Regions from separate parts of the Homo sapiens genome. Here all the other regions are linked to region 2. Evidence: chromatin loops called from intact Hi-C (ENCODE). Cell type or tissue: CD4-positive, alpha-beta T cell. All regions are shown on one strand. Region 1 overlaps GABRR3 (gamma-aminobutyric acid type A receptor subunit rho3). Region 2 overlaps CRYBG3 (crystallin beta-gamma domain containing 3). Region 3 overlaps ARL6 (ARF like GTPase 6).

Region 1 (8,000 bases), 83 kb after region 2:
TGGATCCAAGCTGGTTGTTTTAATCGAGATTCAAAGATTTAGGCCGGGCGTGGTGGCTCACTCCTGTTATCCCAGCACTTTGGCAGGCCGAGGTGGACGGATCACTTGAGGACAGGAGTTTGAGACCAGCTTCACCAACATGGTGAAACCCCGTCTCTACTAAAAATACAAAAATTAGCCAGGCGTGATGGTGTGTGCTTGTAATTCCAGCTACTCGGAAGACTGACGCATGAGAATTGCTTGAATGCAGGAGGCAGGGGCTGCAGTGAGCTGAGATGGCGCCCCTGCACTCCAGTCTGGGTGACAGAGCTAGACTCTCTCTCAAAAAAAAAAAGAAAAAGAAAAAAGAAAAGAAAAGAAAGGAAAACAAAAGAAAAGAAGATAAAAGAAACAAAGAAAGATTTAGAGGAGTCAAGTCTGAAAAGCTTCCTTAATGAGGCTGAGGCTACGTAATGCCTGGATGTGCTACATGGGACAGGCGTGCCTATAATTCGACAGCCCTTTAAATGCATAATACTATAGAAACCCAAGGTATGTCTTGCCAGTCCTGTATCTTTTCTGTGACTGCCCCAGGAATTAACTGATGTCACCTTCACTTTATTAACAAATTCCCTTTTTTGGATCCTCAAATCCATGCCCTCGGTATCATTTTTTTACTTTCAAGGGTTTCAGGTGGCCAGGCACAGGGATGGCATGCAAATATATTCCTGCTTCAGGCTTCTGGAATACCTCAGTTACATCTTAACTACCATCTTCTTCCTGACATATTGGATCAATTACTATATACCCTATAACACTAATTATGACTTTTTTTTTTGAGACAGAGTTTCACTCCGTCGCCCAGGCTGGAGGGCAGTGGCACGATCTTGGCTCACTGCAACCTCTGCCTCCTGGGTTCAAGTGATTCTTGTGCCTCAACCTCCTGAGTAGCTGGGATTAGAGGCATGTGTCACCATGCCCAGCTAATTTTGTTCACCACGTTGGCTAGGCTGGTCTCAAACTCCTGACCTCAGGTGATCTGCCCGCCTAGGCCTCCTAAAGTGCTGGGATTACAGGCATGAATCACTGCACCTGGCCAAATTATGACAATTTTTAAATAGTGTTTAATGGTGATTTTGATTAAGCATTAACTTGGGAACATCTCACTATTATTCCTTCATAGGGTTTGGCTCTGGTGCTTTTTTACGTGTGTGTGCCTTTTTTCTTGGAATTAGTAGAATAATCAAAATAACAATTCACGAAAATATCTTTGCCATGGCTCTACCTGGTATTTTAGATTGAGTAAATCTTCCCAATAATTCCAAAACTCCAAGGGAAGAAAAAATTTGAAAAGGTCTTGGAGGAGCGGCAGAATGTCCCAAATGAAGTTCTAGCATGAAAGTCACTTAGGCTAGAGTTTGAAACCAGCTCCACAATTGTTATGTGAATGAGAGTAAGTAATGTCTCTAAGCTCAGTTTACCTGATTTATAAAATTTGTCTAGTAATACTTACCTTGGAGACTCATTTGAGGACTAGACATAGTACAGTTACTGAACTTAATTTGTAGTCAATAAATGGCATATAATAAATGTTATCACTACTGCAATTAAGCAAAAATATAAACCTGCCCCTTAGGAATGTAAGCCACTACTCCCAATCCTACGCACATTTAGATAATGAGTCCAATCTTCAAAAAAAAAAAAAAAAAAGGAAAAGAAAAAGATACAGTGCTTCTCATCATTTATTTATTTTTTTAAATCAGAGAGCAACTTGCAGCTAGTACCTCATGATTTATAAATAGATCCTAGTTGCTGACAACTGTCTCTACAAGCCTGGGGACAGTCTTGTAAAACTACCCTCCAAGGACCTATTTATGCCACTGTTGCCCAAGCACTGGAGCCTAAAGGTTGTTTGAAGGCTGATCTGAGATCGGGGTTAAAACATAGCTTGTCTATTAGGAATGGGTTTCTGGAAATACCTTCGATTTCTTCCTTTCGTCCTCCAGATTTATACTGGTTCTGGTGGGGATAAGCTCTTCCATTTGCAAGGAAAATGTATGCCCTTGGGTGCCGTCTGGCCTCATTTCTTTTTCTTTTTCTTTTTCTTTTTTTTTTTTTTTTTGAGATGGAGTCTCACTCAGGCTGGAGTGCAGTGGTGTAATCTCGGCTCACGGCAACCTCCACCTCCTGGGTTCAAGCGATTCTCTGGCCTCAGCCTCCTGAGGAGCTGGGATTACAGGCATGCACTACCACCCCTGGATAATTTTTTTTTTATTTTTAGTAGAGACTGGGTTTCATCATGTTGGTCAGGCTGGTCTCGAACTCCTGACCTCAAATGATCCGCCTGCTTCGGCCTCCCAAAGTGCTGGGATTACAGGCGTGAGCCACTGCACCAGGCCGTCATTTCTGCCTGGTTTGAGCTCCATGTCCCACTGCACCTTATTCATGGGTTTGAGGAACTGTATTACGCTCTAGCATTCTTGAGGATAGAGTAGAGAGTGAGCAGCATGTAAAGCCAAAACGCAGAATCAGAGTTTGGGAGCCAGATAAAAGCTCCAAAGATCGTTCTTTTTACAAAAAAGGAGCTGAGTCACAGATAGAAGGTGGCAATAAAGCATATGGATTCAAATCCATGGAATTTGTAGCCATATAAACCTGAGTTAGTACCAAACTTCTGTAAATACCTCAACTCCTCATGTAATCTGTAAAACAGAACTAAATATATGGTACCTACTTTTTGGGTTGCTGTGATTATGTGAAAGGAAGCTTGTCAAGTCCTTAGCCTAACCCCATTCAGATGTATTAAAACCAACTTACATGTTATCTATCTATTGGATCAGTAATAAATGTAACAGTGTAAATAATAATTTTTAGATAATTTTATTAATTCAGTACCTAAAGCATTTAAAATATAGTGAAAATTAAATAAATATTAACCATTACGATGATTGTGTTGATTTCTCAGGATCACTAACTAGGTAGTAGCACACACATTTATAATCCTTTTTGTATATGGCAAGATATAGCATCTATTTGGTTTTTATGCAGGCTGGAATAATGAGGGCTAAATAAAAGTTATACATCTGATTTGTATAATGCATTTAAAGTTCATTATATAATATATCATCTAATCTTTTAATTATAGCTGCTTTGTTAGCTAGAGAGAGCTGATTTTAGCTCCTCTTGACACGAGGGAGTGCATACTCAGAGAGGTTACAACACGTGCCTGAAACCCAAAGTTAGTTAATGATAGGAAAGTAGCCAGATCCTTCTGACTCACAGTATAGTCCTCTCCTTTGACAAGCAAAGACTGTGCAAGCAGCTTTTATAACTTTAGCTTTTGTCTTGACTCTGTAGCCAGTATCTGCATACTGAAATGATTTCACTTTGAAGAAACAAAGAAATTATCATCTATAAAACTAAAACAAAAAAGCCCTTAGTTATGGGAGACGTAAAAGGTGGGGAAAACATAAATAAAGAAAATGAGCTGCAATTTATAACCCAAGTTAAACAAAAAGCTCCCCTAAATTTATATCCTCCTGTTTCCACATAATGAGTCAATTAATCTTCTAATGCTTTATAAAAGTAAAAAACACTGCAGTAGCAGCTGGTTTTAATGTTAAAGCTAATTAGGAAGACACATTAAGGCAAGAGAAGTGCTGAAGTTAACATTTAGCTCAAGAGGGAAAAAGTATGTGCGTGTGTTTGTGTTGCGGACAAGCATAAAGAAAGAAGATAAATTAAAGCTTGTCTTTTATATTCTGCAGTCTGATTTCCCCAAGGAAGGCAGCCATGAGAACAGAGAAATGGGTCACTGGTATAAGAAGCTGTTCTGACCAAGACAGGCAAGAGAAGGTTAAGGGGTGTCTTTCACAGAGCTACCAGACTGACACTTCTGACTGAATTTATGAAGATTTTTCGGCTCAAACTGACTAATCACACAAGCCATTTGGACACCATTTCACCCCAGTATATGATTGTCAGAAAAATTTCTTAATCATGGGATGATTTGCCGCCTGCCACTAAGTAGCACATTTCAATTGCATTTTTAACAACCCTACGAAGTCGCCTCGGGAAAGAAAGTATTTTTAAAAAAATGCATTTTCATTTAAAAAAAATCTTTAAATGTATCTCTAACAGATCAAGCACAGTGGAAATTTCAGGTCAATTTCATGTTTTTCTGGACGGGGGGAGGACGAGGTAGGGATGGAGAATGAAGGCATACATGTTTTAAGATAAGAGAGGAGAGTTGGCTCTCCGTCATCTACAGGAGTGCTTCTCAAACTGTAAGGTTTAGGGGAATCACTGCAGAGTTTTATTTAGAATCCTGAGTTGGGGCCCGTGCATCTGCATTTCTAACTCCCAGGTGATTCTGCGGCTGGTCCATGGACCACTTTGAGTGTCAAAGCCTCTCTAGACCGCACTTGGTTCAAGGTCTACATTCAAGGATAGTCATTTTTCTCTCAATCTTTCTTCCTTTACATGGCCTCAAATAATCTCCATAAAAACCCTTTCCTCTAGGATAGGAGCGAGTTTAACTGAGAAATCTAACCTGACATGAATTAGGGCAGGTTTTTGAATTCGTGTTGAAAAGAGCTTCCAACTGTGGCTCCGGAGTGGCCAGTTTCAAGCCATTCCTGTGTGACTGGCGCCCCCTGGTGGCCGAAAACCCAGGGACAGGCAAATGTATCGACTGAAGATTCCTGCTTGTTATATGGTGGTAGGGGAAATATTTTAAAGATCTTTTATAGAATCACAGGGACCAAGGTACAAAATATCTGCGTAGTAGTTGTAGAACCTATTATATAAACTTTGGGAAAATTTGGCTGGGGAAACACAGTTGAGAACGGTCGTAAGGAAGATACATAAGAGAAGTAGTGAAGAAAAGTAAAAAAAGATAAAGAAATAGTCTCAGAAGAAAAAAAGAGACATATTTCTAAACCTGCTTCATCTCAAGGCTTCTGAAATCTTAAATTATGATTCAATAAGTGTGAAAAATGCTCTGCAAAACAAAAAATTAAACTCACCATGATTTCATCTGATGCTGATCACCTAATACAGTGATCACCTAATACAGCGATTCTCTGGCCTCAGCCTCCCGAGGAGCTCTCAAATTGTGATTCTCAGACCAGCAGCATCACCTAGGAATTTGTTAGAAACGCAAATGGTTGGCCCCACCCAGATCTAGTGGGTCAGAGACTCTGGGGGTGGAACCCAGTAAGCTGTGCCTTCAGAACCCCCAGGTGATCCTGATGCTCACCAAAGTCTGAGTCACAAATGTGATGAAATCAAGGTTAGACCCTTAGAATTGGCCGGGTGTGGTGGCTTACACCTGTAATCCCAGCACTCTGGGAGGCCGAGGTGGGTGGATCACCTGAAGTCAGGAGTTTGAGAACAACCTGACCAACAGGGTGAAACCCTCTCTCTACTAAAACATGCAACAATTAGCTTGGCCTGGTTTCACGTGCCTGTAATCCCAGCTACTTGGGAGGCTGAGGCTGGAGAATCACTTGAATCTGGGAAGTGGAGGATGCAGTGAGCCGAGATCGCGCCACTGCATGCCAGCAATCCAGCCTGGGTGACAGAGTGAGACTCCGTCTCAAAAAAAAAAAAAAAAAAAAAAAAGAACAGGAACCACATGGATTTCAGGAAATTGAAAAAACAAACAACCACCCCCTAAAAAAATCCAATCCTCAACGTGAGAATATTTAACATACGTTTTTGTTTTGCCTGTTAACAAATTAGTTCTCTGCAGTACCTACATGCCTATTGTGCTTCCCTTGGTCATAACCACATCATGAGAAGAGTATCCCCCGCCCTGAACACTTGCGGTATTCGTTATTCATCAGAAGGCTGTATCTGTTATACTGCCAGAGGATCTTTCTTCTCACCCTCATCCATACTTCCCTCATCTCCACATCTCTAGGATTCTCAAAAGTTGTCAGTTCAGGAATTGTGGAAGTGGAAGGCTCCATCAATGAAAGAAGAATCAGGATGGATTTAGCTGTAAGCCAGAGAGTTTAACCTGATGATTTCACCATATCCTGTGTATTGTTGGAAAACTTGGTACCCTCAGTGATGCAACTGTGTGTACATTAAGTAGTCTAAGGAGAAGAAAGTCTTTGTTCCAATTATGTACCTGTAATATGAATTTTCATCTTCTTTACCTGCCATCGCAGCTCAGCTCTACCACTTTCTGTTTTCATGGCCTTGGGCAAATCTCTTAACCTCTCTTAAGACCCAGTGTTCACATTGCAATATTAAGTATCATGACAGTGCCTATTTCATAGGATCACTGTGAGGATGGAATAAGATAGTACATTAAGGGGTATTCTAACACTTGATCAATCTTAATTGCTAGAAGTGATAAACCGTTTTTAAAAGACAATTCAGCAGAGTACGTTCAGAGGAAGCCATGGCATTTGCCATACTAATTCTTCCCCCAAAGCATGGCATTCTAGCTCATAAGAATATTCAATAAGATTTTATAAATAACATGTATCCAATTTAAGGATTTTAGTTAGAAAATAAGTTGGTGTATAGGCAACATATATCCATTCTCTATTTATGGAACACATACTATTTACTACAGTGTGCATAGTAGGAAAATGAGTTTTTTTGGTCAATTTAAAATGGATAACTCATCAATTGTTCTCATTAAAGAGAAGGTGATTGTAAAAGCCTTCTTTTTTTGTTTTAAACTGATGGACTTTACTTGCATTTTGGTCTTGTTTTAAATTTTCACCTCCATTTTGACAGTGCAATGGGTTTTGAAATGAATTTTGAGAGGATAATACTCACCTCCAAATCCAGGTCTCATTGCGAAATCGTTGTCCTCTATATGGAGAAGTTGCTCATATTTCTGAGGCCGCGCTTTGGTACTGTCATCTTTCTTCATTCTAGTTTCTTGTTTGCTGTTCCCCCAAAGGGAAAAAAAAAACTTCTGAGATACATATGCTTCTGGATATTTTGATTTAGGTTAGCCATCTGTGCTCAACATAACATGTTCTGAAATACATACATAAAAGCTCATTTTCTCAGTTCATATTAAGCCAAAGAGCTGTCAACATTTGTTCTTTATTATATAAGTGTGGAGCAAATAAGGTAAACCAAATTTTGGAGCACATTAAGTGACAAACTCAGTTGGATTTAATGCACAAACTCATATTGTTTCTCAGAATACGGTTTTTAGACCTGGAAAATCCCAATTACCTGAGTGGAGGTGATCAAAACTCAGATTCATGGACTCCTGTCCCAGATCAACTAAATCAGTCCCCTAGGAAGCAGGGCCTAGTAATCTGCACCTGAACAAGCTACCTAGGTGATCCTTGGGGTCACTGGGGCTGAACAATCTCTGCACGAAGACAGCGAGAAAACGAAAGGACCGCAAGATTGTAAACAGATTAAGGCAGTGTTCTACAAAGACAAAATGAGCAGAAAATACAGGGTGCAGGCTGAGAGCGCACCGGGCAGAATTCCCATCCGGGGTTCTAGAGCCTGAGGGATGGCAATATTTATGCCTGAAGCCAGGTCAAATTGTGAAGTAGGTGATGTCTGTTTTTACCTACAGTTCTCTAGGACGAAGGAAAGCAGGCAGTGGCCTCTTGGCCCTAGGTGTCCTGACTGGGAATAAGGCCCTGTCTCTCCCTGTGTCGGTGAGCTTGAGCAGGTTGCTGGACCTCCCTGATTTGTTTTCTGCCCTGTGACACCTACTTCTCAGTGATACTGTGGGTGTGGAGGGGAAATGTCTGTTTTAGCATAGCTCCTTTGTGAGCAACTTGCAGCAGCCTTCAGCCGGAGACCTTGCTCAGCACCTCCTTCCAGAAAAAGGTGGCTGTCATCATCATCATCATCATCATCATCATCATCATCATCATCATCATCGTGGGCAGCAGGAGCAATAACGCAAGACCCTGAGGGCTCTACTAAGTGGATCCTAGTCATTCTGAATAGCTAATATGCTTTTGTATTAATACAAAATATTAATTCACATCGGAAACCAATGTGAATTTTAATATAAG
Region 2 (8,000 bases):
AGAACAAGTCCCTAAGGAATATTGCACTTTGTGAATTTTAGAAGTTTTTAATCTGGAAAATCGAGGGGCTGAAGTTGCTGCCATAGCAGCACAAGCAACCCTCTGTAGCTTGTGTCCTAAGCCCTGGATGACCCTGTTCCTGAGCTCTGGTCCATCTGATAAGCAGACTACCTTGCCTGCTGCTGGTGCTCTTTGCTTCATCCACAAGGCTTTACCTCCCTTGGTGCAAGCCAGGACAACCCCTGCCACAATTCCAGGTGCTTTATCAAAATAAAGCAAGGCAGCCATCTCATCCTGCACACACTTTCTTAAAGCACTGTGTACACTGACCTTGAGTCCTGCTGAGAATTTCAGGTGCTCTTAGTGACTCCAGCACATTCTCTTTAGTCATCAAGCTTAGTAATCACCTAAGGTGGTGCTTGGCAGACTTTTTCTGTAAAGGGCCAGATAGTCTTTTCAGTTTGTGGGTCATCTGTCTGTGTCATGACTACTGAAGTTGCTATGGTAGTGCAAGAGCAGCCGTAGGCAATCCTTAAAGCAATGGGCATGACTGTGTTCCATTAAATAAGTCTTGAGACTCCAGTGTACTTTTACACACTTTAATGCTGCCAAAGTTGAAGGCAAGGGTTTCGGGGAGGATTCTCAAAGGAGCTGGGCCTTGAAGAGGGTGATGGAGAACTTCTGTGAACAATTCTAAGAAGTCTTGGTGGCTTTGGGGAAGCTGTGGAGGGAGGAGTGGAAGAAGATATGTCTGGAGAGTTCACTGGAGCCACACTTAGAGGCCCTGAAGGACATGTGATGGTGACTCTAGGGGCAGGAGTGTGATTTTCTGCTGGTTAATAGGAGGTTATGGTCTGCCTTTAAATGTTATAATGCTATGACAATGTTATCAAAGAAATATAGGATTTCAGAGATGGAGGAAACCTTGCATTCATTTTGGAAGAAAGGAAACCAGCATTGTAACTGGAACCCAAATCTTCTGAGTCTAGGCCAGTGGGTTTTCTCCTATACCTCCCTGATTTTTGTTAGGAAAAAATGTGCAATTTTAAAAGTCTGCAAACCTAGAAGTTTATGAACCCTATAAGGCAAAGTGCAGATACTTTTGATGAGGGATTTTTTTTTGTTTTGAAGTACACTACTTTTTTCTTTCTTGTTCTCATAGATGGATAGCTTATGAAGGATCCAATTTCTTGGGAAGACAAATCCTACTCAGGCCTAATGAGATCCCAAACTGGACAGCATTCAGCAGATGGAAAACAATTGGTTCCCTCCGTCCTATGAAGCAGGTAAGGAGAAAAGAACCATAAGATTCCAAATAGCTTGCTTTTGTGGTAGAAATGTCATAAACCACAGCATCTGAAATAATGATCATTTAATTTAGTTTGCCATTTACATAGTAGGGGGAGTGAATTAGGATGCGGATATCTTGTACATTTTAACCAATTTGTAAGATTGTATCTAAAGTCAACATTGGATTTCAGTTTTCAGTCCAAAGCCTCATTGGCCATGTTCACTTTTCGTGGAAAACTAAGATACTGTAAGTTCTGTGGCAAACCTTGGTAACAGGAATGAACTTTGATACTGTACTAGTTTTAATTTCTAAGCATTTGGATATTCCCCTCCCTACTTATATAATACTCAGGATGGATCCTGGCAATTTAATTAAAATAAGTATTTATTGCACACCTACTGCTTGTCAGTCTTCTGTTCAAAAGCTTCCCACTGCACTTAGAATACAATCTACCCGCTACCCCACCTTGCTTCTCCAACCTCATCTTTCACATGGTTGTGTCACAGGCATCAAAGTACAGAGTGGTTTCCCACTAAGACTTTTAACATGGGCTGCACCCTCTGTATCGTGTTCTTCCCTCATTCTTTATTTGACTAGTCATCCCTGTAAATTCTACTTAAGTGTCAGGTCCTCAAGAATGCCTCCCCCACCTTCTCTCCCAATCTACATTAGATCATAAAAGACCTGGGGGTTCTTTTTCTACAAAAACACTGTATGCAGTTTATAACCCTAGCGTTATGGTTGGATCGGGGTCTCTCCCACTCTATAGAAAACCCTGTGAAGTCAAGGACTGTCCATGTTTTGCTCATTGCTCTACCCCTAGTGCCTGAAACAATATCTGGAATATTGTAGGAGCTGAGGAACTATTTATTTAATGAAGGAATGAATATATCAGTGGATGGATCAATGATATTATGCAAAGTATAATGGAAAATATAAAGATAGATGCGATTTCTGCCAATATTATTAAAGCTTACATTTTTGTTGGGTAAAACATGTCCAACTCAAAGCAGTAACATAAAATGCAAAACAATGCATAATTATCCAAAAGCCACAGGCAGTCCCTGGTTCAGAGAAAGGAAGTATCAACATGTGTAGGAGTAGTGGGGAGGTTTCATGGAAGGTGGAAAACCCAAGTGAAACTGTCAGGGGTGTGATGGCCCGTGGATATGGCATTAGTACCTCTCTCTAATCTCTTTAGAACACTTTCTTGCTTGATTCCAACAACAGTCCTTTGAGGTAGGAATTATTATCCCCATTTTCTAGTTGGAATAATAAGGCTCTGAGAGAAGAATAAGGCTCCATCTGGAAAATGGGGATAATGATTCCTACCTGTGACAATAAAAGCACATCAAGTGTCAGAACCAGGATTTGGACCCAAATCTACTATGCTTTAAAATCTGTGTTCTTAAGCAACCACACTCTACTTTCCATCAGCCTAAGATCAGCACTTAGAGAGTACCACCTATTTCAGGCACTGAGCTGAATATAGCCTAGTGGATCTAAATGCTGAGGCTCTGATGTTCTGACCTGACACTTATTTAACCCTTACTTAAGTGTTAAATAAATGGTAGCCAATAAAATATTAACCTAATTGGTCTTCTCTCACCCTCTTCACATGCACACATGCACACATGCACACACACCATTCTCATCCCACCACTCATGAGTTCTGTTGGTTCAAATCCTGGCTCTGCCATTTGTAAGCAGTGCAGCTTGGTGAGTCACTTCATTTCTTGGCACCTTAGGTTTCTCACTGGTGAAGCAGTGATCACATTGCTTACATCTCATTGCTGTGACGGTTGAATAAGATAATGTATATGAACAGTCTGATATGGCTCTGGCTCATATTACTATGGTAATACACTTATTTTGAAAATTTTTTATTATTATTATTATTCACAATGTCCCTTGAGATGCTCTTTTGAGGGATACTGAAACATTAATGGCTTTCCTGGCACAGAGTGTGTGGTAGACGATCTCATGACCTTTACATCTTGCTTATTCCCCACTCCTATCATGTGGAACAGGGAGTAAGCCCACTGAAAAGCCATCAGAAAAAGCAAAGTAGAGATAGGAATTCAGTTTAGCTTTTACTAACTACATAATAATGCTGACCCTCTGTTGTTAGAGACTTTAGTAGCCAAGTTCAACAATGAAAATATGTTCCTCATTTTTTAATGGTGGTTCCTTGTTGGGGAAGAAGGATGTCCCTGCCTATTGTTCAAGATTGTCTGGTAAAGGATAGAACAGCCACCTCTACTTTTACAAGGAAGTTTTTTTTAACAAGAATAGTATGCTATTTTCTTTCACTGTGCGTTAGGAGCTACCTGATTCCTATTCTGATTAAACATTTAATTTCAAAATAATATTTTAATAGATTATTTTTCCTTTTGTTTATTTAGGTCACAGTTTTGAAATCCAACAAAGGAATTCTGAGTTTCTAAAATAGTAGTTTGTGGGTCACATTTAAATTTGTGGTAAGGCTGTTGGTACTGCTTTGGTTCATATTCTTGTTTAGAAATTCAGGACTAATTAAAATGTGATCCTCTTTGAGGCTGGGAATTAGGAAGTCACTAAGGTACTTATAATGTATATCAGTGTTTTTAAGTATAATTACAGAGCAGTCAGACTACAAATGTGTAATAAGGGTAATTAGTACCTTGCCTGAGTTAATTGATTAAAACTGTGATGTCTGGTCCTAAAGTAATTGGAACTCTGTCATCTGTGAAGGTCACGCCTGTTTTCTTATATGTACAAGGTAATGAAAATGTAATAAAGATATACTGAAGCCTCAAGAATTAATAATTGCAGTAGATCCGGCTGAATTATAGACATTTAAGTACACTACTGTTGCATTGTTAATGTTGGAAGTAGGGATTTGAAACATTTAAAACATTTTGCCAAGTAGAGAGCTTGTTCGCCTGGTTTAAATGGCCAGATAATTTGTCCTTCTATTGGCTTAAGTGCTGAGAATGTGTATTTCCTTAGGAAGGTTTAATTACCAAAATTCAGTTAGCTTCACGTTGATCTATCAAGTTTCAAAAACAGTAGACTGTTCATTGGTTCTCTTACCATATGACCTATTGCATTTACCTAAGCACTTATGTTTCTTAGCATGAAAGTGCTCTCTTAAGAGACCATTTGTTATTACTCAGCCAGGGTTCTAATTGGGATGGCAATGAGAAGAACCAAAGGTGGGGATGTTGGGTGTCATGTTGGGTGTCATTTATTACATTAAGGCTGGAGGCCTAAGTCATAGGGCTGAAATAATGGCTTCTGTTGTGCTTCCATTATGTGCCCTGCTCTTTCATTGTCCTACACTGCCACCTTTGGAATTCGTCTCTTATTCCCTGTGCCTAAGAGCAACTAGTGCATTTCAACATAGGTCTGAGAGCATCCTGGTTAAGAGGAACCTGGCTTCTTTACATCTGTGTTCACCTTATTTGTAAAACTAGGGTATAATTGTACTTTCTTAATAGGTTTTTGTGGTTATTCTGACAAATAACATAATGGCACAGAATGCATTTAGCATGCTGCTTACACATACTACGTGTTCAATAAATATTAGCTATTCTCCTTAGAGGCAAGTCCCAGGTTTAATATTTTAAAACTTTTTGTATGTATCTTAAAACTTCCAGGCCAAGGGGATGAAGTCCTTTGTTACACAATTTTTGAGTACCTAAGTATAGTCATTAAACATACATGGTCTCTACTTTTGAAGAAATAAAGGTCTTATATAAACAAATAATCACAGCTACTAGTGCCCTCAGCTATCTGGGTTTTTCAAGACCTCCCAGGGCCAACTTATGGCATTTAGTCATAGCTCCACAGTATGTCTTTCTGAAGTTTTTAGAAAATCCTTGTAGGTAATAACTCCCCTACCTCCCTCAGCACAGCTGGGACACACTATTGAATGAAACTCATCAAGTCCCTAATTCTTTACCACCCCACTCCTCACCACATGGAATTCTAGTGAAAGAAACTTTTACTTCATGCTGTTCAAAAGGGCACTTTTCACAAAGTGTAATAGAGACTGTACAATTTAAGCTTTATGCTCCACGGCCTAAGGATTTACCATATTAATCTATGCAGATTTACTAAAGGGAATAAGAGTGAAACTGATATAACTAAGATAGTTACCTCTCACTTTCCCTCCCAGCTTTCCTCCTCTGGAAGGATTCATTTCCAGATTCAAAAGTTTATTTCTAAATGGCTGTTTCTCCTGTCATAGCCTGCAGTGTACATCAGAATAAAGAACCGTGCCCAGGGTGAATATCTGACAGTCACTGGAAGTCTAGCAGACACCAGGGCAACATCTGTGTGCATTTCTCCCTATAGTGGAAAGAATACTCAGATCTGGTACTACTGCCGAGGACTCTTTAAATCCAAGGTAAGCAATCCCACTGATACAGTATGCCACTTTCTGGTCTGTTTTTTATTTTGAAAACTAGAATCCTGTCAAATCAACTGGCATGATAAAACAATGCAACTTCTTAGAAACAGGTGTTGATTATAAAAATACTGCCATATATTACTAAAACATTTATATAAAATTAACTTAATTTTTTGAACAAGAAAATCCAGTTTCAATTTTTAAGTAAACACAAAGGTTATCACATATTATGGATATACCTAAGTGATTTTTTACAACCAATGGTATAAGTCACCAGATCTAAGTTGGACAATGTGCTTTTGTAAGATGTTCCTTACTTGATGGCCCAGATAAAATCAGCCATCTCTGTGATTCTAAATATGTTGAAACCTTTCATTTTCAAAGTATACAAAGAAGCAGTAGAAGAAGAAAGCTGTTATTGGAAGAAGCTTAGAAAATAAAATTTAGGGTTCTTTTCTATGACCCTTCCGTTATGTTTAATGCATTGGGAATAGAACACTACTTTAAAAACATTCAAACTGTGTTTTATTGTATCACCAATGGATTATCTACTTTTTCTCATGCTTCAAAAATGAAAAACTTTTAAAAGTAATTATTGTCTGGATATCTTTAGCCCATCATGCAATGTTTTCATAAGAAAACCAAGCTCAACATAATACGTTTTAAGCAAACAGGGATTTAACATTTAATTCCAATTCACCAAATCTTTATTGAACATCTGTTGTCAGATGTAGACATCCTATTAAAAACAAGTACCTCTATTTCAGTTGGTTTATTTCTGTACCATCTCCTACCCACAGCCGTAAAGAAGACATTAAAAAAGGCTTACTGAAATTATACTATATAGTATTTTTTTAGATAAGACACACACACACTTCATGTCTATGACTTGTTTACCTAAGATAAAAGGGACCTAATTCAACTTACTTTAGCAAACATACTACTGCCAATTAATCATTTCTTAACCCTTTTAGGCCAGTGATACATGTCTTGATGTGATTGGTGGCCGGGACACACCTGGAGCTAAAGTAGCTCTATGGACTGAACATGGGCAATTCAGGCAGAAGTGGAGACTGAATAAAAATGGAACTATCAGCTCTTATCTCAGTGATCAACTTGTCCTTGATGTTAAAGGTGGGCCTTTGATGATACCCAATGTTGTGTCCCTGGATATTAGTTTCAGTTCCAAATCTCCTCATTTTGGGTAAAGGACATCCTTATGTATAAGAGAAATGTTAAGTCATTTAAAATTATGCTTGAAGAAAATTAAGATAGGCAGTTTTACAAACAAAACAATTAGCAGAAAAAGCCAAACAACAAAGCTTAGGGTTTTTGTTCATTAGTACAGTTGTAAAACTTTCATTTGCTACGTGAACTCAGAACAGTTCTAAATTTCAAGCACCATAAACCATGAAATGAATGTCATCTGTTTCTTAGAAACATCTCTAGCTTTTTGCCAGGAATTGCCATGGTCCTTAAAAACCCTCAGGTAGAATTTATGGTAGGTATCAATTAACCTTGTTTTTGAATTCAGCAAGGTCAGGGCCAATATTATTCATGGCTGTTGCTTTAATTGGGTTAGTCACAGTTTTGTTGGTGTAGAAACAAAAACACAGTACCTGACATTCAGCCAGAGTTCTCTCAAGAGCACTTTGTTCTAAAGAATCACATTAAGGCACGCCACTTATACAATCATGTATTATACCTTTTAGTATTTCAATTTGAGTCATAATAAGGTCCAATTTGAGGTGAATAATGGCTAAGCCTGTTCAAACTCAGCTTCCCATTTCAGACTTCTTTGTAAATGACACATTCATCCACCGAAATGGTGAGCTGAACAGAAGCTTGTGAAAATTGTGAAATTGCTAAGCACCTGCCTGAACAAATAATCTTTTCTTTTGGAATTTCTATTTTAGGAGGAAATTATTGTGACAAGACTCATGTAATTGTAAATCAGCCCCTGGAGGGAGAAGAAACACAGAAATGGGACATTGAAATATTGTGAGAGAATCAACATCCCTAGAAAGATCCCTAGAAAGAGCAAAGAAGGAAACACATCTGTCATTGTCTTGTGGACGTGGAAAGGAAGCTACTGTCCTCACACTCCTGGATCACTGAGCAGAATGAACATTTTCTCCAGCCTCTGAGACTATCGCTCTTAACCATGGAAAAGCTCAAAATATTCTTGCCATTACTCAGTGTTCCTATAAAGAAAATATTATGATATCTTGGAAAGGTTCTATTCCTGATCTCCAGCTGTGGTGAGCAAGTTTCCTGAAGTGTTTATTTTCTCTCATATCCACCAAACGTGAA
Region 3 (8,000 bases), 150 kb before region 2:
GTTTCTTTTAAACATGTGTATAATTGTGACTTCTCCTTAATTCAAATTGGACCTCTTCTCACTAGGTTCAAATTAGTATCTCATTTATTTGTTTTGTTCTTTATTCTTGGCAATATTTTTAAAAGCATGTATAAAATTGAAAATGTATTTATCCTTTTTCTATTTTAAATATAAAGGTAATGCTCTCAGTGATACAGAGATAAAATATTATCTGTCTCCTGCCTTGGGTACAAGTAAATTTACTGAGCAATGAAGAGAAGATCCTAGAGAAGTATAGTCTGATAAATTAAAGAAAAATTTTATGTTTTATGTTTGACCATTGTACTAAACATATAGTCAGCTCTGATTTTCAGGGTCTGATTGTATTATTCTCCTTCAGATGCGTTCTTTGACTCAATCCCTGGCATCATGATTGTGTGTGTGTGTGTGTGTGTGTGTGTGTGTGTGTGTGTGCATGTTGTGTGTATGTATACTTGTTTACCATCTTGTGGGGGAGACAAATAATAAGCAAATAAATTTATAAAATGTCAGCTGGGAAGATGAGAAAAAATAAAGTATGATAATAAGAGAAAGAATAGTGGGAGTTCCTCCCTCTCTGAGACCTAATTGAAGTTAGAGAGCAATTCATGTGAAGGTTTGGAGGAATAATTGTCCAGATAGAGAGGCCAGCAAGAAAAAGCCTCTTCTTGGATGAGAATGTACCTGGTGTGTTCCAGGAGCAGCAAGAAGTCCAGATTGGTTAGAGCAGAGAAATCTAAGGGGAAATTGTAGGAAATGAGGCCACTGAGAAATAACCAGGGGTCATATCACACAGGGCCAAGATTTTCGCTTTATTCTTATTTATTTGAGAGGAAAGATAGAATTCGAACATTTGTTAGGAAAAGATGCAGTTTTTAGTAGGGTAATGACACCTACACCAGAGGGGAAGGGTTTCATTGTATTAATTGTTTGGAACTATAGGTGTATGATAAAATTAATATATTTATCTTTCTTGATTTAAGTGTTTCGGTTACTGATCTCTTACTCTTACCATGGATAATAAGTAATTTGCTTTGAATAATTGTGTATCTCATGTTGTTTGTTTCTTTCTTTGTATTTTATAATAATTCTATGATAAGCCATATTCTTAGTCTAACAAGTAATTTCTGGGAGATAATTTTTATTTGGATTATAATTAAGTTAATTATTTTAGGTACTTCACTATACTTTTTAAAGTCATGCCTTCAGCACACTAAAAGGAACCCTAATCATTCAGAAACTCTAATCATATATATTAATTGCTATTAAACAATCATATTTTGAAAATAAATGACTAGATCAATGACATGTTACGAGAAACTGTACCTTTTAAAAAGATTATCTGATCCTCTAAAAATCCTCTGCATTTTATTATTTTAATTTATATACTTAATTATGATTATACATAAAATCTCACAATAACAATTTAAGTTTAGTCTCTCAAGAATGGAAAGACAATGGAAGCACCCTGTTTTAGGTGTTTTATATACATACCTCAAGTATTTAATTCTCACAATCACCATATGAGGTCAATGATACTATTCCCCCACTTTACAGATGCTAAAACTGAAGACAGAAGAGTTCAATGACCTAGTCAAGCTCCCTCAGCTAATAAGAAAATGATTGAGATCTACCGACTTTTTGTTTTACTCTACCAGCTTACCAAACCTATAATTATGGGTTTTTATCCTAAAGATATCAAATTCCATTTCAAACAAAGGCACACCATAATATGGCTGTATTATAACTCAAGTCAAGCATTTCTAATAATGAGATTGAATGATTGGAACTGAGCAAAGTAGGATAGTGGGCTGTACAAAACTTTTCTACCACTGGAAAAATAAAAGTATTTGTTTTGTTAATGTCAGTGTAAGAACTAATCCTGGGATAAAATAACTTTTTTCAAAATCTGTTTATAAATTGTAAACATATCTTGTTCCTGAGCACTCAGACTTTTATTTTCTGTTTATTTTCAATTTCAATGCTTAACCAGTTTTGCTCAGATATATGTTGTTATAATGTGTTAATTCTCCATATGGCAAAATTGTAATCCTTTATTCTTATAGTTTTGTGATGTAATGAGATGGCTATGTTTCTTATGGATTTCATTTCAGTGCTAGTGATGCCATAAAAGGAGAAGGCTTGCAAGAAGGTGTAGACTGGCTTCAAGGTACATTACAAAATACTGTGTGTCTTCAGCCTTTGTTTCCTTTTTATTCATATTTTTATCTTTTTTTACATTTTATTTTATTATATCATTGCCTTTTTTCCTCTTTCCATTTATTTCTGCTATCAGAAAAAACAATACAGTAAGTATCCAATACCTTGTTCCATTTACTTCTATCACATATTGCTAAAGGATTTATTTACATAAAGTGTTTGAATCTTTACAGTCAATATATATGACACATATAGAAAACAATTTAAACTTATAGCAACAAGTTCCTGTCAGATCTAGTAATAGAAGCACATTTAAATTTTGGGACAAATGTTAGGCCCTAATGTCAATAACTAAAAATAAGTCTGAATGACATGTTTCTTTTAAGAATCATGCTGGCCGGGCACGGTGGCTCACGCCTGTAATCCCAGCACTTTGGGAGGCCGAGGCAGGCGGATCATGAGGTCAGGAGATCGAGGCCAACATGGTGAAACCCTGTCTCTACTAAAAATAGAAAAATTAGCTGGATGTGGTGGTGTACACCTGTAAACCCAGCTACTCAGGAGGCTGAGTCAGGAGAATCATTTGAACCCAGGAGATGGAGGTTGCAGTGAGCCGAGATTGCGCCACAGCACTCCAGCCTGGCAACAAAGCAAGACTCCATCTCAAGAAAAAAAGAAGAAGAATCATGCTATACTACAGATATAGCTCCATTTATACATAGCATGTATACACAACTTGTAATATTCATATTTAGTATTAGAGATACTGATCTTTTATTGATATTTTGTATATTTGCAGTTCTGGTTGCTATTCATCAAAATAGTTATCATAGATTGGTACAGGCTTACTATATTAGGGAATAAATTAACATATATCATTTACCCTAATGGTCTCTCAGCCAAAAGAATGGCTTGAAGCACACAGAGCAGTAGATAGTTGTGAATGAAACCAAGCTCATAGGTTCTTATTGCAGGATCCTAATGGCCAAGTCAGAAATTCCATTTCTGAGCATAACAACTAGAGATCATTTCTACGGGGAATGTCTCTGCCCTGAACAAGAGTGAATAACAGGATATTATAAATTCTAGCTACAGTCTCATAGTTACAAATTCTTCTACACAAACCTTTTAATGCCAGTTGTGTGTGATTTTTTTTTTTAAATCTTCTGCATGTTGCAAACAATAGCAGGGATATAGCACATATCATGGTAGATCTAAGAGTAGCCTGCCTGCTCATACATCATAGTATTTCTTTGGTTCAAAGTGCGAAATGTACATTTCATAAATATTTGTATGTGTTATTGGTATAATATGGTGGTTTAGTTAACTGGACAGACTATTGTACTTCTGTGTCTTTTATGTTTATGTAGTTATCATAACACCATTAAACTGCAAGGAACATTCAAGTCATATTTCACAATTAGTGACAATCAGGAACCTCTAGTGATTCTCAGAAGAACTACGGGATTTTTCTGTGAACCCAGCAACTTAGTTTCTTAGACTGCAGTAAAGAAGTGTTGAAGGCAATGGGGTGGATTTCCACCAGAAACAGGCTACAGAGGAATATTCCAGAGAAGATACCAGGAGTATGTTTTCAGCCTTATTTCATATTTTACAGAGTGCTTACCATTGCTAACAATGAAGATATAGCATGGATGGAAACCCTATTGTCACTCATGATAACCTAATTCAGAGCACAATATTTACTGAAAATAGGTTGATAGTCTTCTGGATTTTAAAGTGTGGTTCTCCATCCCTTCTTTTCTGGTTTTATTTTGTCACTAGCAGTTAGCCACTAGGTGTCAGTAGCAATCCAACATCACAATACAAATTGCCAACTCTGGTCTTGATACCTAATTTTTGTTTCTTTCACTTTTCTGATCCATCATTATCTGTCTTACCTCCCAAGTCTTTGTAAGGAGGACACATTTTGGAAATACTTTTGTGTCCTTGTTTTTCCATATTACTTTATGTACCCTTTACAATTTTCTGCAAGGTAAGCAGTAGTACCTCTGTTTTATATAGAAAGCATTGACTGATAGTTGAAAAAAAAAAAACTTAGGCTTCTGAGTCCAGCAAATTTATTCTACTACTTATTAATTTACCTCTCTGTTAGCTAACATCTGTTACCTTGTGAAGATTTTTTTAATCTGTAAAAGTAAAAAATAAAATGTGTTATATTTTGTACAGATTAAATTAGATACTGTTAAAGTACCTAGCATAAGAAAGCACCCCATAAATGTTAAGTTTACCCTTTTACCTAAACACTCTATTTAAAAAAGGTGGAAACTAAGCCACAGGATAAAAAAGTGTATCATTTGGTTTCAAATAGGAGGTGCTTTGGTTATATTTTCTTTCTTTTGTGTGTGTGTGTGTGTGTGTGTGTGTGTGTGTGTGTGTGTTTTTGAGATGGAGTTTCACTCTTGTCTCTTGTCACCCAGGCTGGAGTGCAGTGGTATGATCTCGATTTACTGCAACCTCTGCCTCTCAGGTTCAAGTAATTGTCCTGCCTCAGCCCCCTGAGTAGCTGAGATTACAGGTGCCTGCCACCATGCCCAGCTAATTTTTTGTATTTTTAGTAGAGACAGGGTTTCACCATGTTGGGAAGGCTGGTCTCGAACACCTGACCTCAGGTGATCCACCCACCTCAGCCTCCAAAAGTGGTGGGATTACAGGCATGAGCCACCGCGCCCGGCCACTTTGGTTATATTTTCTGTGTAATAACAAATAGTTTATATTGTCATATTCCCAACTGTCTCTAGATTTGAAAAGAGACAAAAATCTATTTTTAAAAAATAAATAGCAGTAAATATAGGAGAGTAGTTTGTGTTAGCCAAAGTTCTTTATGTGAATGTAGCTGTGAAGGGTATTCTGAACTTATATCTGATTTTGCTTCCAGAATTCTGGAATTTCCTAGTATGACAAACAAGAAGGCCTTTGGTTCATTTGGGGCTAATTTAATATTATTATTTAAAATTTAAGATTGGGGCCGGGAGCAGTGGCTCATGCCAGTAATCCCAGCACTTTGGGAGGTTGAGGTGGACAGATCACTTGAGGACAGGAGTTCGATACCAGCCTAGCCAACTATAGTGAAACACTATTGTGACTAAAAATACAGAAAATTAGCCAGGCGTGGTGGTGCATGCCTGTAATCCCAGCTGCTAGGGAGGCTTAGACAGGAACTCTGGGGGTGGAGGTTGCAGTGAGCCGAGATCATGCCACTGCACTCCAGCCTGGGTGACAGAGCAAGACTGTCTCAAAAAAATTTAAAAATAAAGTTTAAGGTTAGAAGCTTTTTGGTGAAATATTAAATGGCACATGTAATGGCACGATTCTGTTGTCTTTGGAAACAGTCTCAATAATCGTGTATGTAGAATAACCCAAAGACAAGAACACTGAATAGACTAGGAAGTATTTTTTAAACTGCCAGAGAGTAAACAGAAACTATTGCAGAACTGTAAGTTTTCTTGCCCTGAAACTTTCAAATTAGGTACTTTTAAAAAGAAATCTTCCCAAATAACTAATAAAGTGTATTCATTTTATTGCTTTGTCTGCATGGAAAAAGTTAATAATGCTCCCAGATGTGAATATTAGACTTACAAACTATGCAGGAGTATTCCAATGAAAGAAGATTGATCAAGTATGCTTAGTTTCATCTCATTCCCAACTCTCACTAACAGTAAAGAGACTTTTTAAAAAGATATTAATATATACGGACAAAAAGAAGGGAAGTAGTGAAAATGGCAACCAAATTTTGGAAGCTGAATATTTGATCAGTGTTGAATTACTTAACAGACCTGAGAAAGCTGAATCTTAAACTACCAGTGGGGAAAGCTGAAAAGCAGCCTAATTTACATTGCAGATGCAAAGCCTCAGAAATTGGTGGAAATTGAAAATAAGGATGAACGTGGGATGAAAAGAGAAGATATGATTATACATCTTCCCTTTAAGAGAAAATTGAAGGTTTATTCTCTGCAGAGTCAAAGACAGTGTCTCTGGACTAGAAAACCCTAGGTGCACAACTGTCTGGTGGTGCTGAATTGAAAAATGAGGAAAAAAAGTTTTCATGCTGAATATTATAACTCTCTTCTACTGCTCCTATTTCTCCCAGAAAACAATGACAGTAGGCAGGATATAGGAAGAGTCATCTTTGGGGAATCAGACCAGCCTAAGAGCAAATATCTAAAGGTATTAATATTGGAGATCCCAAGGAAATGGCTTAGCCAGACGTACTAAAAGGAAGACCATATTTGACAAGCTTCACACACGTTTGCAAATTCCAATCAATTTTTTAGTGTTCACTTATACATATGAACAGATGGCAAAGGATGACCAGGCATTTGAGGATGAAAACATTATGAAATATGGGAATGTGCACAAACAAGAAAAGTGGGTTCGAGTAAGTAGAATTTATATAGAGAGAACATTTCAAAAAACTGTTAAAGAGTATCCTCAAAGAGATAAGAGAAGGTGTTACTTTCATGAATAAAGGCAGTAAACTACTTGAAAAGAAAGAACGAAAAAAAATGAGTTCTTGGAAAATAAGAATATAGTAGTTGAAATGAAAAATTTAGTTTTAAAAAGATGATAAAATAGAGGCAAACTCCCAGAAAGTAGAGCAGAAAGACAAAGAATAGAAAATTTGAAAGAAAAGAAAGGGGTCATGTTCAGGAGGCCCAATATCCAAATAATAGGAAATTCAGAAAGAGAGAACAGAAAAAAGTAGAGGATAGCAAATCCTCGAACAGTATTTTCTAGAACTAAATTGATGAGTTTTCAGTTGACAGGCCTCTCAAGAGCTCAATACAGTGGATAAAAATATTCCCATACCAGCAGGTATCATTACTAAAATGCAGTGCTGCAAACAGTGGAAGATTCTGCAAGCTTCCTGAGAAAAAAAATTAAAGCTTCCTGAGGAAAAAAAGAATAAGAAAACAGAATAACATCAGATTTATCAACAGCAACAACTTGGAAGCTGTAAGATAATTGGGAAATGCCTGGAAGAGTCCAAGGAGGGAATAATAGAATTATATACTCAGGCAGTATCAGTGCATTTTGACAGTAGAATAAAGACATCTTCAGCTATATGGTATCTCAAGAATTTACTTTCTGTCCTTTTTACTAAGGTAGCCACTGAGAAGAATATTTTTCAAAAACAGGAAAATCTTGGTACCAGCATTATCAAAAAAATAAAAGGAAATAAACCAAGAAGAGAAAATTGAGGGATCATGAGACAGGAAAACCAGCACAGAGAGTAGGGGAAGGAATCCCCAGGATATTAATGGAGACCCTAGAATGATAAGGAAGATATTGTAACAAAATGACTGTGGCAGGCATAGAGAAAATGAGTATAGATTCTAGAGTTTTTTATAAGACTCTGTGGAAGAGTTCTTCAAGAAGGCAAAGTAGATGGACTGTGTAATGTACTTCATAGTAATAAAGGTTTAAACTCTGGGAGTGGTGCAATTGAATTAGTGTTAAGTACATACAATTAAATAGATGAGTTGGATGGGAGTGGGAAAGACAATTATTAACTCTAGGAGGGATAAAATATAGAAGAGGAAAGAAAAAGTATACCACCTGTCTTAGCTGTGAATAGCATTTACAGAGTCATCATATTGACAATGACTATATTAGTGTGTTAGGAGAATGGGGGTATTAGAAGTATTATGAGGGTTGCCTAGGAGCAGCATGGGAGTGTGAGAGAGCTGATGTCTCATATTACATTGAAGGAAATGATATTTGAAGAAGTAACAATAAAAGTATATTATTTAGAGGTATTATAAGTATTCATCTAAAAGGGAGTTATAAGTAGTTGCCCC

What was found. Hi-C counts contacts between places; a loop is a spot of excess contacts. Peaks named below come from ENCODE experiments on the same cell type or tissue, not always from the same donor. Only the 100,000 strongest peaks of a DNase experiment are listed, where the experiment ranks them.
Region 1: a loop joins it to region 2, with 2.7 times the contacts of the local background. A loop is called at or near these places in 16 of 110 quality-filtered maps.
Region 3: it touches region 2 in a loop (9-fold over the local background); 36 of 110 quality-filtered maps call a loop at or near these places.

Annotation. Positions count from the first base shown.
Region 1 is chr3:98,018,787-98,026,786 of GRCh38, forward strand. It overlaps GABRR3 (gamma-aminobutyric acid type A receptor subunit rho3), which reads right to left. Exons shown (of 10, transcript NM_001105580.3): 3 at 6,781-6,893. Among named protein-coding and RNA genes, the nearest start is that of GABRR3, 13 kb to the right of the region's middle. RefSeq lists an enhancer at 4,535-4,584. In CD4-positive, alpha-beta T cell, a CTCF peak has its summit at 4,632 (motif pointing left); a DNase peak (open chromatin) is centred at 4,615.
Region 2 is chr3:97,935,623-97,943,622 of GRCh38, forward strand. CRYBG3 (crystallin beta-gamma domain containing 3) reads left to right here. Exons shown (of 22, transcript NM_153605.4): 19 at 1,163-1,286; 20 at 5,526-5,684; 21 at 6,662-6,821; 22 at 7,604-8,000. The coding sequence ends at 7,692. RIOX2 (ribosomal oxygenase 2) reads right to left here. Exons shown (of 10, transcript NM_153182.4): 10 at 6,196-8,000. Among named protein-coding and RNA genes, the nearest start is that of RIOX2, 33 kb to the right of the region's middle. In CD4-positive, alpha-beta T cell, no CTCF peak of the experiment used is centred here; a DNase peak (open chromatin) is centred at 4,619.
Region 3 is chr3:97,789,639-97,797,638 of GRCh38, forward strand. ARL6 (ARF like GTPase 6) reads left to right here. Exons shown (of 8, transcript NM_001278293.3): 7 at 2,133-2,188. Among named protein-coding and RNA genes, the nearest start is that of CRYBG3, 28 kb to the right of the region's middle. In CD4-positive, alpha-beta T cell, CTCF peaks have their summits at 3,975 (motif pointing right) and 4,174; a DNase peak (open chromatin) is centred at 3,993.